Linked DNA regions of Homo sapiens: region 2 is linked to region 1. Evidence: read pairs that join two places in POLR2A ChIA-PET (ENCODE). Cell type or tissue: K562. All regions are shown on one strand. Each heading gives the region's core, and the rest is flanking DNA. Links, peaks and the distances in the headings are about the cores only. Region 1 holds the start of LINC02976 (long intergenic non-protein coding RNA 2976). Region 2 holds the start of LOC124901318 (a long non-coding RNA gene).

Region 1 (2,903 bases), core at 281-2,780:
ATTTTTTTTTGAGATGGAGTCTCCCTCTGTCGCCCAGGCTGACCTCAGGTGAACCGCCCATCTCAGCCTCCCAAAGTGCCGGGATTACAGCCGTGAGCCACCACACCTGGCTTGGGGGTTAGATCTTTACCTTGTCCTACTTTAAAAATCAATGAGGCCAGGCATGGTGGCTCACACGTGTAATCCCAGCACTTTGGGAGGCCGAGATGGGAGGATTGCTTGAGTCCAGGAGTTTGAGACCAGCCTGGCCAACATGTGGAGACCCTGTTGCTACAAATTTTTTTTTTTTTTTGGTTGCGGGGGATGGAGTCTCACTCTGTCACCCAGGCTGGAGTGCAGTGGTGCAATCTCGGCTCACTGCAACCTCCGCCTCTTGGTTTCAAGCAATTGTCCTGCCTCAGCCTCCCAAATAAGAGGCTGAAACCACCCCAGGCCCAAAAAATAAATTAAAAATTAAAAAAATTATTGGCCGGGTACAGTGGCTCATACCTATAATCCTAGCACTCTGAGAGGCCGAGGTGGGTGAATCATCTGAGGTGAGGAGTTCGAGACCAGCCTGGCCATCATGGTGAAACCCCGTCTCTATTAAAAATACAAAAATTAGCCAGACGTGGTTGTGTGTGGCTGTAATCCCAGCTACTCGGGAGGCTGAAGCAGGATAATCACTTGAACCCAGGAGGAAGAGGTTGCAGTGAGACAAGATTGTGCCAGTGCACTCCAGCCTGGGTGACAGAGTGAGACTCTTGCAAACAAATAAAAAAGTATTTAAATAATTTTTTCTTTTTTTAGACACATGGTCTCACTATGTTGCCTAGGCTAGTCTCGAACTCCTGGGTTCAAGCGATCCTCCAGCCTTGGTCTCCCAAAGTGCTAGGATTACAGGTGTGAGCCTCCACACCTGGTATACAAAAAATAAGATGTTTAAATTAGCCAGGTACAGTGGTGCATACCTATGGTCCCAACTATTCAGGAGGATCACTTGAGCCTGAGAGGTTGAGGCCTGCAGTGAGTCATGATCACGCCACTGCACTCCAGCCTGGGTGACAAAGGGAGATCCTGTTCCAAAAAAGAAAGGTAGGGGAAAGGGTTAGGCATGGTAGTTCCTGCCTGTAATCCCAGCACTTTGGGAGGCCAAGGCAGGTGGATCACTTGAGGTCAGGAGTTCGAGAACAGCCTGGCCAACATGGGGAAACCCCGTCTCTACTGAAAATACAAAAATTAGCTGGGTGTGGTGGCGGTTGCCTGTAATCCCAGCTACTTGGGAGGCTGAAGCAGAGAATCACTTGAACCCAGGAGGCGGAGGTTGCAGTGAGCTGAGATTGTGACACTGCACTCCAGCCTGGGCAACAGAGTGAGACTCTGTCTCAAAAAAAAAAAAAAAAAGACTCAAAACAAAACAAAAAACAAAAAAAAAATCAATGAAGCTGTGGGGACAGAAGTAAGCCAGGCCTTGAAGTGCTGTTAGTGATAGAATGGGGGAATCAGAGGGTGGCCACCAAATCCTAGACAGTTCAGGGGGCAGGAAACACATCCCTGCCCTGGGTACCAGCCCCTCCACCTCACCCCCAGCCATTTTCTATGCTCAGAACAAAGTCCAGGACAAGACCTGCATCTAGACTGTAATCTCACTGCTCACCAGCTCCTTTAACAGGGGGAACATCAGTCCTGGAGATGCAGAGGTGGAGGCTGGACCAAGACAGTATCATTTTCCCAGGACCTGGCGTCATCCTCAACAGCTTAAGGAGAGACAGATTCCATTCTGTTCCACTCTCTATGGCCTTGGCTGCCCTAACCTGGTAGAGGGGGAGAGGCTGGGACCAGGCTATGAGGGGGCCCCTCACTCCCAGTTCAGCCCCCAGAGCCGCTGCAATGGACGCAGGGAGGCTTCAGCAGTGTATCCCTCCTACCCACTGGGCCTAGCCTGGAAGTGTGAGGTAGAGTTGCAGTGTGGGTGCTCACGGGAGATCTGGTGCGGGCACAGCTCCCCCAGGACTTGCTGCCATTCTTTCCTTCCAATAAGCCACAGCTGCTTCCTATTCGCCTTTTAGGAATCTTGGTGGTGGTTAGGCCAGGCGCAGTGGCTCCCACCTGTAATCCCAACACTTTGGGAAGCCGAGGCAGATGGATCATGAGGTCAGGAGTTCAAAACTATCCTGGCCAAGATGGTGAAACCCCGTCTCTACTACAAATACAAAAAAATTAGCTGGGCGTGGTGGCAGGTGCCTGTAATCCCAGCTACTCGGGAGGCTAAGGCAGAGAATTGCTTGAACCCGGGAGGCAGACGATGCAGTGAGCCAAGATCACACCACTGCACTCCAGCCTGGGCAACAGAGTGAGATTCCGCCTCAAAAAAACAAAACAAAACAAAACAAAACAAAAAGAATCTTGGTGGTGGTGACAGGTTAAGGCCAAGAAACTAAACCAGTTCGATACAACTCACACTGTCAGTGCCAGGGGTTGGGGGAAGAGGCCCTGGCAGCTGTGGAGAGTGGAAGTACCATGGATTTGTAATCTGAACGCCAGTGTCTGCGTCCCAGCTATACCACTCCTTAACAGCAGGACCTTGACTCCAAGGTCACCTGACTCCAAGCATATCACTTGACTCTAGCCTGTTTTCTCCTCTACACAATGAGGTTAACAGCACACCTCACAAGAGTGTGGTAATAGTAAAAGTTAAAGCATACAATTTGAATACATACAATTGTCATCACTACTGTACCAATTGCCCCGATCCCTGCCTTCAGGACAAACTGGGAGGTGCCTGAGCTTCCCCACCCCTTCTCCCTAGAGGCCAGCCTCTCTGCTCCTCCCTTGGCCCTGAGGAACATGGTGTGACCAGATGGTGTTGGGAACCGGGTGTCCTCCCAACTGCACTCCAGGTACAACAGCTAGGAACCTCAGAG
Region 2 (2,903 bases), core at 197-2,696, 100 kb before region 1:
GTATTCCCAGCTACTTGGGAGGCTGAGGCAGGAGAATCGTTTGAACCCAGGAAGTGGAGGTTGCAGTTGCAGTCAGCCGAGATTGCACCACTGCACTCCAGCCTGCGTGACAGAGCTAGACTCATCTCAAAAAAAAGAAAAAAACAAAAAAACCCCCCACAATTGATGAGCTAAAATGCAAGAAGCACCCTGGAAAGCAGGGTACAGAGCAGCAGGAACATGAGGCTCCTTGTGTAGCCTCCAGTCCTAGTTTATCAGTGACACTGCATCAGGACCATCTTTGTGTATGTAACTTACCTCCTTGTGTCCGTCTTTCTTTCTCTCTCTCTTTCTCCCTTCCTGCCTTCCTTCCTTCCTTCCTTCCCTCCTTCCCTCCTTCCCTCCCTCCTTCTCTCCCTCCCTCCCTCCTTCTCTTTCTCTCTTTCTCTTTCTTTCCTTCTCTCTTTCTTTCTTCTTCCTTTTTTTTTTTTTTTTTTTTGAGACGGAGTCTCGCTCTGTTGCCCAGGCTGGAGTGCAGTGGCTCGATCTCAGCTCACCACAACCTCCGCCTCCCAGGTTCAAGCGATTCTCCTGCCTCAACCTCCCAAGTAGCTGGGATTACAGGTGCATGCTACCACGCCCAGCCAATTTTTGTATTTTTAGTAGAGACGGAGTTTCACCACATTGGTCAGGCTGGTCTCGAACTCCTGACCTCGTGATCCGCCCGCCTCACCCTCCCAAAGTGTTGGGATTACAGGCATGAGCCACCTCTCCCTTCCCTTCCCTTTCCCTTCCCTTCCCCTTCCCTTCCCTTCCCCTTCCTTTCCCTTCCCTTCCCTCCCCTCTTTTCCTCTCCTTTCTTTTTCTTTCTCTCCCTTTCTTTCTCTTTCTTTACTTCTTTCTTAACAGGGTCTTACTCCCTCCCACACTGGGATGCAGTGGTGCAGTCACAGCTCACTGCGGCCTCAACCTCTTGGGCTCAGGTGGTCCTCTCAGCCTTCTGGGTAGCTGGGACCATAGGCGTGTGCCACCATGCCCAGCTAATTTTTTCGTATTTTTAGTAGAGATGGGGTTTTGCCATGTTGCCCAGGCTGGTCTCCAACTCCTGGGTTCAAGCCATCTGCCTGTCTCAGCCTCCCAAAGTGCTGGAATTACAGGCGTGAACTGCGCCTGGTCTTATTTTCTCATTTTGAATGATTATTATTAGTTTGATTTTTTAGACACAATGTGAAAAGACACTTTCCATAATTGTTAATATTGCTAATTTGTACAATGGTTAATGATCTTATAAAATAGTTGTATGAAAGCACCAACCACCTTAGAAAGCTGCCAGCATTCATATCTACTTTCCAGACCCTCATCCCTCCTCCCCACTCACCTGCTCTGCTCGCTCATTCATGGCTTTCCTGTGCTCTGCCATTGCTCAGGTGAGTGAGCAGTTCGCCCGGCACATTGACCAGCAGATCCAGGGCAGCCGGATCGGTGGAGCCCAGGAAATGGAGAGGCTGGCACAGCTGCAGCAATGCCTGCAAGCTGTCCTGATTTTCTCCGGCTTGGAGATAGCCACCACTTTTGAGCATTATTACCAGTGAGTGTGGACCTAAGGAGCGGGAGCTGGCGGGAGGCAGGATGATGGTGGCAGAGCCAGCTCATGGGCCTGGAAGTCTGGGATAGAGGCAGGCTGGAGCCTTGGAGTGGGAGGCTGGGCCACACTGGTGCCCACACTGAGGCTTGGCCCGGGCTGCATGCACTGCAGGCACTACATGGCGGACCGTCTCCTGGGCGTGGTCTCGAGCTGGCTGGAGGGGGCCGTGCTGGAGCAGATCGGTCCCTGCTTCCCCAACCGCCTCCCCCAGCAGATGTTGCAGAGCCTGAGCACCTCTAAGGAGCTGCAGCGCCAGTTCCACGTCTACCAGCTCCAGCAGCTGGATCAGGAACTCCTGAAGCTGGAGGATACAGAGAAGAAAATACAGGTGAGTGCCTTGGAAGGGATAAGCAAATAAGAGGGTAGGGGGAAGAGGGGCGTGGAGCAGACTGGAGGAGGCCATGGCATCTGGGAACCCTGTGCTCCTTCAGGTGGGCCTTGGGGCCAGTGGCAAGGAGCACAAGAGCGAGAAGGAAGAGGAAGCTGGGGCAGCAGCAGTGGTGGATGTGGCGGAGGGAGAGGAGGAAGAGGAGGAGAATGAGGACCTCTACTATGAAGGGGCAATGCCAGAAGTGTCTGTGCTTGTCCTGTCCCGACACTCCTGGCCTGTTGCCTCAATCTGCCACACACTGAACCCCAGAACCTGCCTGCCCTCCTACCTGAGGGGCACTTTGAACAGATACTCCAACTTCTACAACAAGAGTGAGCAGCCAGGCAGAGGGACTGGGGACTGGGGAGAGGGTGGGCTGCTAGGAAAGGACCTGGGGTTGGGGGCAGACCCTGATGTTGGGAGGCTTGATGTAAAAAGAGATAGTCTTTGGCTGGGCACAGTGCTCACGCCTGTAATCCCAGCACTTTGGGAGGCCGAGGCAGGCAGATCACTTGAGGTCAGGAGTTCAAGACCAGCCTTGGCCAACATGGTGAAACCTCGTCTCTGCTAAAAATACAGAAATTAGCCGGGTGTGGTGGTGTGTGCCTGTAGTCCCAGCTACTCGGGAGGCTGAGGCAGGAGAATCACTTCAACCCACAGGCAGATGTTGCAGTGAGCCGAGATCGTGCCACTGCACTCTAGCCTGGGCGACAGCGAGACTCCATCTCAAAAAAAAAAAAAAAAAAAAAAAAGAGTTGGTCTTTTAATTTACATTTTTAATTTTTGTTTTTATAGATTCAGGGAGAGATAGTCTTTAGGGATAAGAATTCCCTAGGCCATGGGAAAAACAGTGGTTTTGAGAACAAAGGGCAGGAGCTTGGTGGCTGGGGGTGGCAGGTGCTGTCAGAT

What was found. Peaks named below come from ENCODE experiments on the same cell type or tissue, not always from the same donor. Only the 100,000 strongest peaks of a DNase experiment are listed, where the experiment ranks them.
Region 2: POLR2A ChIA-PET joins it to region 1 with 10 read pairs; 6 of 35 experiments call an interaction of 5 or more read pairs at or near these places.

Annotation. Positions count from the first base shown.
Region 1 is chr6:42,939,663-42,942,565 of GRCh38, reverse strand. The region is part of intron 1 of CNPY3-GNMT (CNPY3-GNMT readthrough); the gene reads right to left. LINC02976 (long intergenic non-protein coding RNA 2976) reads right to left here and starts at 2,073. Exons shown (of 5, transcript NR_186646.1): 1 at 1,960-2,073; 2 at 1,637-1,793; 3 at 951-1,056. In K562, for the core only: no CTCF peak of the experiment used is centred there; no DNase peak of the experiment used is centred there.
Region 2 is chr6:43,039,579-43,042,481 of GRCh38, reverse strand. It overlaps CUL7 (cullin 7), which reads left to right. Exons shown (of 26, transcript NM_014780.5): 20 at 1,407-1,567; 21 at 1,736-1,952; 22 at 2,056-2,326. It overlaps LOC124901318 (a long non-coding RNA gene), which reads right to left and starts at 1,446. Exons shown (of 2, transcript XR_007059581.1): 1 at 1,358-1,446. In K562, for the core only: no CTCF peak of the experiment used is centred there; no DNase peak of the experiment used is centred there.